Regions from separate parts of the Homo sapiens genome. Here region 1 is linked to region 2. A link is an interaction called in ENCODE POLR2A ChIA-PET data of the cell type or tissue named here. Cell type or tissue: A673. All regions are shown on one strand. Each heading gives the region's core, and the rest is flanking DNA. Links, peaks and the distances in the headings are about the cores only.

Evidence for each region. ChIA-PET counts read pairs that join two places held together with the same protein. Peaks named below come from ENCODE experiments on the same cell type or tissue, not always from the same donor. Only the 100,000 strongest peaks of a DNase experiment are listed, where the experiment ranks them.
Region 1: POLR2A ChIA-PET joins it to region 2 with 5 read pairs; 2 of 35 experiments call an interaction of 5 or more read pairs at or near these places.

What each region holds. Positions count from the first base shown.
Region 1 is chr17:74,187,322-74,192,694 of GRCh38, reverse strand. No RefSeq gene overlaps it. Among named protein-coding and RNA genes, the nearest start is that of RPL38, 14 kb to the left of the region's middle. In A673, for the core only: no CTCF peak of the experiment used is centred there; a DNase peak (open chromatin) is centred at 2,344.
Region 2 is chr17:73,326,230-73,331,602 of GRCh38, reverse strand. No RefSeq gene overlaps it. Among named protein-coding and RNA genes, the nearest start is that of CDC42EP4, 17 kb to the right of the region's middle. In A673, for the core only: no CTCF peak of the experiment used is centred there; no DNase peak of the experiment used is centred there.

The sequences.
Region 1 (5,373 bases), core at 85-5,084, 860 kb before region 2:
GGTGGCGTACGCCTGTAATCCCAGCTACTTGGGAAGCTGAGGCAGGAGAATCGCTTGAACCGAGCCTGGGCGACAGAGTGAGACTCTGTCTCAAAATAATAATAATAATACTAATAATAATAATAAAAAGGGCAGCTGCTTGCTGGACATATTCTTTGTCCCCATGAAACCAGCTGTACTTTCTGCCCCGGGGTATTGTGAACTTTCCTGCCCCCATAGTTCTGCTTTTTCCTTTAGCTCCCTTCCCAGGCATGGTGGTGCTCACCTGTGGTCCCCAAAATGGAAAGCGAATGAGAAGTCCTGGTTAAGGTGGAAGAGAAGACGAGAAGTCCTGCCTAGGGCATAAGACCCTTTCACTGTGGGAACACTGAATGGGGAGCTGGATGACTCCCTGGGGCCTGAACAAATGTCTAGGTTTTCACCAGGCAGGGAAGAGGGACTGGCGAGGCATTCCAGGAAGAAGGAGTGGAACCTGGCAGAGGGAACAGCATTAAAGGTCGAGGGGGCTATGCAAGGGCGTGACATGCTCAGAGGCCTGCAGACAGGGGTGTGTTGGCAAATGTTTAAAATCCAGATTTCTTTCATTCTTTTTATTTTTTTTTTTGTGACGGAGTCTTGCTCTTGTCACCCAGGCTGGAGTGCAGTGGCGCGATCTTGGCTCACAGCAACCTCTGCCTCCTGGGTTCAAGCAATTCTGCCTCAGTCTCCCGAGTAGCTGGGATTACAGGTACCTGCCATCACGCCTGGCTAATTTTTTGTATTTTTAATAGAGATGGGTTTTACCATGTTGGCCAGGCTGGTCTGGAACTCCTGACCCCAAGTGGTCCACCCGCCTAGGCCTCCCAAAGTGCACGGTGTGAGCCACCGTGCCTGGCCTAAAATCCAGATTTCTGACCAAAAAAAAAAAAAAAAAAAAAAGCCAGAAAACCTTAACTGTGGCATTTGCTGATTCCTGTGGTGTAAATACTCTCACCACGGCTGATTTCAAGCTGCCAATTGCCTTGCAAAACTTTTGAGTATGTACAAAGCAGCTCTCACAAGCTGGGTGCTGGTATGAACCACTTCCAGCATGCCACAGCATCAGGTCATCTGTCATTGCCAAAATGCAGAGGCACTTGGGGAGGATAGGAGAAGAGGCTGGAGAGGTGGACTGAGAGAGGACTGGGAAGGGTTTGAACGTCACATTTGGGAATTTGAGCTTTAACATGAAGCAGCAAACGCCCAGACCCTGATTGGGTGGCTCTGGGTATATGTGTGAGCAAACAGTTGTCCTGCTGTTTGCTTTTCTGTTGTGCCCTGGCCGTCCCTTAAGCTGGTCCTCTGAATAACTCCAAGGGGCCTGTGTGGACTAGGTAGTAGACCTGGAGAAATGTGCACAGAATGTGAGGTGCATTGTTTTCTAATAGGGAGGGAGAAGGTGAGTTCTAGCTCACCCCAGGCAGCTGCACTGTGAGGCCATCCCTCATCTTAATGGGCTCATCCAAATCTCGTTTGCTAATGAGGAATTTAATGGTCACAGACTGACAAGCGAGGAGAAACGGGAAGGTCATTATGAAAATGAAGTATGTAGCTAAATACCACCTCACTTCCATCCCACCAGCCCACCCCTGTGTGCCAGCCTAGAGCGGGTAGGTTGGTGGGAGAAACAGGGACTGGCTTGATCTCAGCTTGAAACTGGGCTCCAGGCTGGGCCTGTGGGTCAGCACCACGGACAGGGCCAGCACTGTTCTTCAAAGTCCTGTGGGCTGGAATGCTTTTTCCTTTTTGCTCCCAGCCAGTTTGTTTGACCAAGACTCAGATGGGGTGTCACCTTCCCCTGCAAACCTTGCACACAGCCCCACATGGATGAGGGCCACAGTGTTTACATGACTTCTGCACATTCTCATAGTGCCTATGCCATGGTGCTAAAATGATACATTTCCTTGGCTGTTTTCCCTGCTAGCTTCTGAGTAACTTGAGTGCAGAGTCTGTACCATTCTCTGCACGTCTGGAATGCTGACCAAATGCCCGGTATTGTGAAAGACATAGGAAGAGAATTTCTGAGACTAAATGAATGAACTAGTGAACAAATGAGTAGGTAGAGGAGTGAAGGAACGAATGCATGAATAATGGGTTTGATGAAACCATCAATAGCAATGGAACCATAGGCCACGCTATTGAAAGGGAGGGTAAGGATCTGGATTCAAAAGAAACATCCCATCCCTTAGATTGCATACACAAGCCAGGCAGAGGGAAGTTAGAACAGAGATTTCCAGAAATCTCCACATCCACTCCTACATCCTCCCATCGTACAGGGCTGTTCATAATAAAACTACATATCCCAGCACTCTTTGCAGTCATTTGTGACCATGTGACTAACTTATGACCAATGGGGTGTAAGGAGATGTGTAAAGGGAGCTGGCATCTGTTCTCTGTTGCTGTAATGGAATATCTGAAACTGGGTAATTTGTAAAGAAAACACATTTATTTCTTACAGTTCTGGAGGCTGAAAGGTTCAAGGTCAAGGGACTGCATCTGGTGAGGGCCTTCTTGCTCATTTGGACTCTATATGGAGTCCCGAGGCAGCACAGGGCATCACAGGGTGAGAGGACAAGAAAAAACAGCCAAACTAACTTTTGTAACAGCCCTCTGGTGATAACTAACCCATTCCCAGGATAACTCATTAACCCGTGAATTTATCCCTTGTGACTCAATCACCTCTTAAAGGCCCACCTCTTAATACTGTTCCACCGGAGATTAAGTTTTAACATGAGTTTCGGCTTGAGTTTCAAAGGGGACAAACACTCAAAGCATAGCACATGTCCTTTTCCTTCCCTTCCTCCTCCCTGTTGGCTGGATGGTGGGAGTGATGGCTGGAGCTGAAGCAGCCGTCTTAGACTTGGAAGCCAGGCAACAACATGATAGAAGTGTGGGTCTTTTGATGACAGTGGGCTCCTCTCCTCATCCACCATGGAAGAGCTCAGTTGCATCTCACCTTGTGCTCAGTAGCCTGAGAAGGACGGTAACAGGTCAAGGCTGCTGGGCCAGGGCAGCCAGGAATCCTGGCTGGTGTTTGGGACATAGAGGAGACCATAGACCAGTGGGAGCAAACCTGGTCTACAGGGAAGAGCACTGGACAGAAAGTCAGAGGATTATGTCATATTCTTGGTTGTTTTCTTCATTTCTTCTCCTATTTGGGAAGACTTTCAATCAAGGCTGGCTGCTGGATTGTTTATTGGGGTCAGTTCAGCAAGCTGGGACTAGGGAGGCAAGTGGTGGTGAGGATGGCTCAGGAAGGGATGTCTTTTCAAGGCCTGGCTTTGGGAATGTGGGGAGGAGAGGCTGGAGAGAGAGAGCTCAATGGAAGGTGAGTTAGGCAGAATTGCACGATGAACCCCAAGGACTTACACACCCATTGTATGATTCCCTCCCCTTGTGTGTGGGTGAGACATGAAACTTGCTTCTATTTAATAGAATATGGCAAAGATGACTGGGCACAGTGGCTCACGCCTGTAATCCCAGCACTTTGAGAGGCTGAGGCAGGAGGATCACTTGAGTTCAAGAGTTTGAGACAAGCCTGGGCAACATAGTGAGACCCTGTCTCTACTAAAAACAAAAGAAAATTGGCCAGGCATGCTGGCACACACCTGTGGTCCCAGCTATTCAGGAGGCTGAAGTGGGAGGATTCCTTGAGCCTGGGAGGTTGAGGTGGAGGCTGCATGACAGAATAAGATCTCATCTCTTAAAAGAATATGGCAAAGTTGAAGAGGTTTTGCAGATGTCATTAAGGTCCCTAAATGGTTAACTTTAAGTTGATCAAAAGGGAGATTATTCTGGATGGGCCTGGCCTAATCAGGCGAGCACTTTTTATTTTATTTTATTTTATTTTATTTTATTTTATTTTATTTTATTTTCTTATTTGAGACGGAGTCTCTCTCTGTCACCCAGACTGGAGTGCAGTGGTGTGATCTCAGCTCACTGCAAACTCCACCTCCCGGGTTCAAGCGAGTCTTATGCCTCAGCCTTCCAAGTAGCTGGGATCACAGACATGCACCACCATGCCTGGCTAATTTTGTATTTTGAATACAGATGCAGTTTTGCCACGTTGGCCAGGCTGGTCTAGAACTCCTGACCTCAAGTGATCTACCCTCCTCGGCCTCCCAAAGTGCTGGGATTAGAGGTGTGCACCACTGCCCCCAGCCCATGAGCCACTGCACCCAGCTCAGTAAGCACTTTAAAAGAAGACCTGGACATCAGAGCCTCTCTCCTGCTGGTTTTGAAGAAGCAAGCTGCCACAAGTCTACAGCTGTAAGGAAATGAATTGTGCCAACGATCCCATGTGCTTGAAAGAGGACCCTGAACCTCAGATGAGACCCAGTCCCAGGAGACAGATTGAGTGCTGCCTCTCAGGACCCTGAACAGAGGAGCCAGTTGAACCATCAACAGGCTCCTGACCCACAGAAACTGTGAGACAATAAACGTGTATTGTCTTAAGCTCCTAAGTGTGTGGTCATTTGTTACACAGCAATAAAAGGTTTGTAAGAAGGTCAGATGTGCCCTGACTTCCCTGCTTTGGTTCAGCCCTACTGCCTGCGTCTCTGAAGCTGGGAGGTGGGGCTGGGATCACAGCTCAGGGTGATGCGACAATGAGAAAGAAAATTAAAATCCAAGATGGAGCGATTCAAAACTGTAATCTCGGCAAACAGTGGCACTTAGATTTCCCATTATTGATCCCCTCCGCGGATATTCTCCAGTCTCGTAATTACAGGAGGACTTTTTCAATTTGGGCTGAAATGCTTCCCCTCCCCCCATGCCCCTCCTTTATTTCTTTAAACTCGCAATAACACGCAATAGATTGTATGCAGCTGTGGAGTCTAAATAAACAGAGCTAATCATTTTAATTGAAATCCGATCTCAGCAGCAGGAAGGCCCTTCCGTTGTGATATTCTCCCCTTTATCTCCCTAGAGCAGGGAGCAAGTCCTGCTCCTGGCTTGGGCCACTCAGGGACACAGACACACACACACACACACACGCACACACCTTTCTCCACCTCTGCCTTTGCATCTGTTCATCCTCCAGGACTTGGTTCAGACATCACCTCCCTGTCTCTCCTCTTTGCTCCCAGTCCTAGGGCTGACCACCTGCAACCTCCTAGGTCCCCACTGGTTGCTGGGAGATGCTGACCAGAGTTGGAGCTGGGGGTCAGGCAGGCCCTCCCAAGCACAACCTCTTCATCTCCCTGCCTCCAGGCACAGGGTAGGCCAGTCTCTGCCCGGATCCTCCTGACAGCTCACCCACGTCCTTTATTCACCACGTTTTTGGCCACTGGTAGTTCTCTTCAGCTAATCTGGGGTTCTCAGACAGAGAAGGGCAATTTTGTCCCCCTCCCCCAG
Region 2 (5,373 bases), core at 126-5,125:
CTTTACTAAAATACAAAAAATTAGCTGGGCGTGGTTGTGGGCACCTGTTAATCCCAGTTACTCAGGAGGCTGAGGCTCAAGAATTGCTTGAACCCAGGAGGTGGAGGTTGCAGTGAGCCGAGATTGTGCCATTGCAGTCCAGCCTGGGCAACAAGAGGGAAACTCTAAGAAAGAAAAGAAAAAAAGAAGGAGAGGAGAGGAGAGGGGAGACGAGGGGAGCGGAGGGGAGGGGAGGGGGGAGGGGGGAAAGGAAGAGAAGGAAAGGAAGGAAAGGAAAGAAAATAACATGGAAGACATTCTGGACCTGGAGTCAGAAGAGTGGGTTCTGATTCTAGAATGGTCCCTTGCAAATGGAGAGACTTAAAGCATCTTTTCTCAGGGGAAGTGAGTGGCCCCTGATCTACCACCAATCAGGTTATTATAAAGATCAAATAAAATAATGGGACTTGGAGGAAAACGCTTTGAACACCAAAATGTGGCAGGCACAGAAGGCATTTCTGTTCTAGACCTGCCAGAAGGCTCACAGTGTCCCTTAATTCCTTTTTTCTTTTCCTTTTTGTTTTTTTAGACAAGGGTCTCTCTGTTGCCCAGGCTGGAAGGCAGTGGTACAATCTCAGCTCACTGCAGCCTCAACATCCTGGGCTCAAGTGATCCTCCCACCTCAGCCTCCTGAGTAGCTGGGACCAAAGGCACACGCCACTACACCCAGCTAATTTGTGTGTATGTGTGTATTTTTAGTAGAGATGAGCTTTCGCCATGTTGCCCAGACTCGTCTTGAACTGCTGGGCTCAAGGGATCCACCCACCTTGGCCTCCCAAAGTGCTAGGATTACAGGCATGAGCCACCGCACCTGGCCAGCGTTCGGTTCCTTAATTCCAATCTTCCTCTTCATTGATTTTGAATCCCAGACTGGCTCCTCCCTAATTGTGGCCAGTGAACTTTGGCCATCTACAGCTCTGTAACCGGTCAAATACAGTAGGGGGGAAGAAACAATGACTACACACACACACACACACACACACACACACACACACACACACACACACACACACACACAGTAAGGTAAATCTGCTAAGAAGATGGGTGGTGAAATGGCGCTTTCGAAAACCAAGGAGAAGCTGGGCGCAGTGGCTTATGCCTGTAATCTCAGTGCTTTGGGAGGCCGAGGTGAGTGGATCACCCAAGGTCAGGAGTTTGAGACCAGCCTGGCCAACATGGTGAAAACCTGTCTCTACTAAAAATACAAAAAAAGTTGGCTAGGCGCGGTGGCTCACTCCTGTAATCCCAGCACTTTGGGAGGGAGAGCTGAACCGACCTTTCCGAGTCTATCAGTCAAGCTGGAAAGCAATGGCGCACTCAACACAGGCCCATTTCAGGAGTTTCAGGAAGAGACCATTCACCAGATTGTGGGTAAGGACCCGGGGTAGTGAGAGCTGGGGTCATCACCACCCCAGGCCTGGCTGGCAAATGCAGGGAGAAGTCACTGGAACCTGCAGACAGAGATGGCTGGCAGGAGACAGAGACGCCCAACAGAGGCAGGGAGGGTGCTAGGGGATCCATAGCTCCCAACCTCGCTCTCCTACCGTCTTCCATTCTCCTGGGCTTTTTCTTTCTTTCCTTATTATTATTTTAATAATTTATTTTTTTTTTTACTTTCTTTTAAAATAGAGGGAAGTTCTTGCTATGTTGCCCAGGGTGGTCTCGAACTCCTGGGCTCAAGGTATCTTCCTGCCTCAGCCTCCCCAAAGTGTGAGCCACTGTGCCTACCACCATGTCTGGCTTTTTTTTTTTTCCCTGAGACGGGGTCTTGCTTTATCACCCAGGCTGGAGTGCAGTGGCATGATCATGGCTCACTGCAGCCTTGAACTCCTGAGCTCAAGCCATCCTCCTGCCTCAGCCTCCCAAATAGCTAGGACTATAGGCATGCATCACCATACCCAGCTAATTTTTTTTTTTTTTTTTTTTTTGGTACATAAGGGAACTCACCATGTTGCCCAGGCTGGTCCTGGGCTCAAGCAATCCTCCCGCCTCAGCCTCCCAACTGCCTGGGTTTCTTATGGTCCAAACCAAATGAGAATTTGGAAGACACTGAGATGCCATCCACACGGGGCAGCCTCCCAGTGGGGCGCACAGCAAGGTCAGGGGATAGGAGGGGCCAATGGGACCAGCAGGCCCACGGCAGTGCTTCCCTGTGCCTTCCGGTGCTGCTGTCCCCATGACCCCTTACCCTCTTTTACCCAGGGCCCATCATATGCACGTCTCATATACTCTTTTCTTAACGCCCATAAAGAGTGAGTGAAATTGGATCCAAAGAGGTTTGCTGAGCGCTTCTACCACAAAGGGTGGGATTTTCTAGTGTGTTGTAGAAGGTAAGAAGTCTTTGACGGGGGACTGGGCGCAGCGGCTCACGCCTACAGTCCTAGCACTTTGGGAAGCAGAGGAAGGCAGATCACCTGAGGTCGGGAGTTCAAGACCAGCCTGACCCACATGGAGAAACCTCGTCTCTACTAAAAATACAAAATTAGCCGGGCATGGTGGTGTGCGCCTATAGTCCCAGCTACTTGGGAGGCTGAGGCAGGGGAATCACTTGAACCTGGGAAGCAGAGGTTGCAGTGAGCCGAGATCGGGCCACAAAGTGAGACTCTGTCTCAAAAACAAACAAAAAAAAAGATGCCGTGAGTGGAGAGGTGAAGGGACCTGCCATGGAAGTGCCAGAACCAGAATTTGAACTCCGGCTGCCTGGCTTCGTTGTGCCCCCTCTTTTAACCATGAAGCAGCTTTCACCCAGGGTTAAGACACTGCTTGACCTGGAGGAGAAAAGTAGGGGAGACCTCCAAACTCTGGGTGGGCCACAGATGAGGCAGGAAACGTTGCTTCCAAACAACATTGTCCTTTAGCTGGGCATGGTGGCATGCACCTATAGTCCCAGCTACTCGGGAGGCTGAGGCAAGAGGATCACTTGAGTCCAGGAGGTCGAGGCTGAAATGGGCTATGGTTGCATCACTGCACTGCAGCCGGGGCAACAGAGCAAGATCTTGTCTCTTAAAGAAAAAATGTTCCGGCCGGGCGCGGTGGTTCACGACTGTAATCCCAGCACTTTGGGAGGCCGAGGTGGGCGGATCACGAGGTCAGGAGATCGAGACCGTCCTGGCTAACACGGTGAAACCCCGTCTCTACTAAAAATACAAAAAATTAGCCGGGCGTGGTGGCGGGCGCCTGTAGTCCCAGCTACTCCGGAGGCTGAGGCAGGAGAATGGCGTGAACCCGGGAGGCGGAGCTTGCAGTGAGCCGAGATCACGCCACTGCACTCCAGCCTGGGCAACAGAGCGAGACTCCGTCTCAGAAAAAAAAAAAAAAAGAAAAAATGTTCCTGGGGTCGACAGACTTTCTTTTGTTTTGAGACACAGTCTCACTCTGTCGCCCAGGCTGGAGTGCAGTGGCATGATCTCGGCTCACTGCAGTTTCTGCATCCTGGGCTAAAGTGATTCTCCTGCCTCAGCCTCCTGAGTAGTTGGAATTACAGGCACGCACCACCACACCCGGCTAATTTTCGTACTTTTAGTAGAGGCAGGGTTTCACCATGTTGGCCAGGCTGGTCTCTAACTCCTGACCTCAGGTGATCTGCCTGCCTCAGCCTCCCAGAGTGCTGGGATTACAGAGGTGAGCCACTGCGCCCGGCCTCAGCAAACATTTTCCCTAAAGGGTTTTGCCGGCCACAGAGTCTCTGTCATAGTGCAGAAGCAGCCACAGAGAATACATAAACATATGTGCATGGCTGTGTTCCAATCCAATTTTATTTAAAGACTCTGAAATTTGAATTGTATATAATTTTCACATGTAACGAAATATCATTCTGGCTTTTATTTTTTTCTGAATCATTTAAACATGTAACAATCATTCTTAGCTCATGGGCCATACGGAAACAGATGGGGTCAGAAGTTTGCAGAACCCTGGTCTAAAGTAGTTTGTGTCAAGTCCACACTTGCTAGAACCCCTGTGGGGTTCTGGTGTGACTCCCAGATAAGATTGTCAAGGGCAGTGCAGTAGGCTAAATGTTGTCCCCCCAAAAATCACATCCACCAGGAACCTCAGAATGTGACCTTATTTGGAAGCAGGTTCTCTGCAGATGTAATTAGTTAAGATGAGATCATATTGGATTAGACTGGCCCTAAATCCAATGATTTGTGTCCTTATGAGAAAGAAGAGAGAGGCTGGGCGCGGTGGTTCACGCCTGTAATCCCAGCACTTTGGGAGGCCAAGGCGAGCGGATCACGAGGTCAGGAGATCGAGACCATCCTGGCTAACACGGTGAAACCCCATCTCTAGTAAAAATACAAAAACAAAATTAGCGGGTGTGGTGGCGGGCACCTGTAGTCCCAGCTACTCAGGAGGCTGAGGCAGGAGAATGGCATGAACCCGGGAGGTGGAGCTCGCGGTTAGACGAGATCGCGCCACTGCACTCCAGCCTGGGCGACAGAGGGAGACTCCATCTCAAAAGAAAAAAGAAAGAAAGAAAAAGAAGAGAGGATGGCCAGGCACGGTGACTCACCCCTGTAATTTGGGAGGCCGAAGCGGGAGGATTGCTTGAGCCCATGAGTTCCAGACAAGCCTGGGCAACATAGTGAGACTTTATCACTACAAATAAACAAAAACAAAAAAAAGAAGAAGAAAGCCAGGCGCGGTGGCCCACACCTGTAATCCCAGCACATCAGGAGGCTGAGGCGGGTGGATCACCTGAGCCCAGGAGTTTGAGACCAGCCTGGCCAACATGGCAAAACCGCATCTCTACCAAATATACAAAAATTAGCCAGGTATGGTGGCACGTGCCTGTAGTCCCAGCTACTTGGGAGGCTGAGGAAAGAGGATCGCTTGAACCTGGGAGGCAGATGTTGCAGTGAGCCAAAATTATATCACTGCACTCCAGTTTGGGTGACAGAGACCCTATCTCAAAAAAAAATAAAAATAAAAAATAAAAAGCCAGGTGCAGTGGCTCACGCCTGTAATCCCAGCATTTTGGGAGGCCGAGGGAGGCAGATCGCTTGAGGTCAGGAGTTCAAGACCAGCCTGGCCAACATGGTGAAAGCCCATCTCTACTAAAAAATACAAAAGTTAACCAGCTGTGGTGGCGTGCGCCTGTAATCCCAGCTACTCGGAAGCCTGAGGCAGGAGAATCACTTGAACCTGGGAGGTGGGGGTTGCAATGAGCCAAGATCATGCCACTGCACTCCAGCCTGGGCGATAGAGCGAGACTCCACCACAAAAAATAAAGCACACATGGCCGGGCGCAGTGGCTCACGCCTGTAATCCCAGCACTTTGGGAGGCCAAGGCGGGTGGATCACAAGGTCAGGAGATCGAGACCATCCTGGCTAACA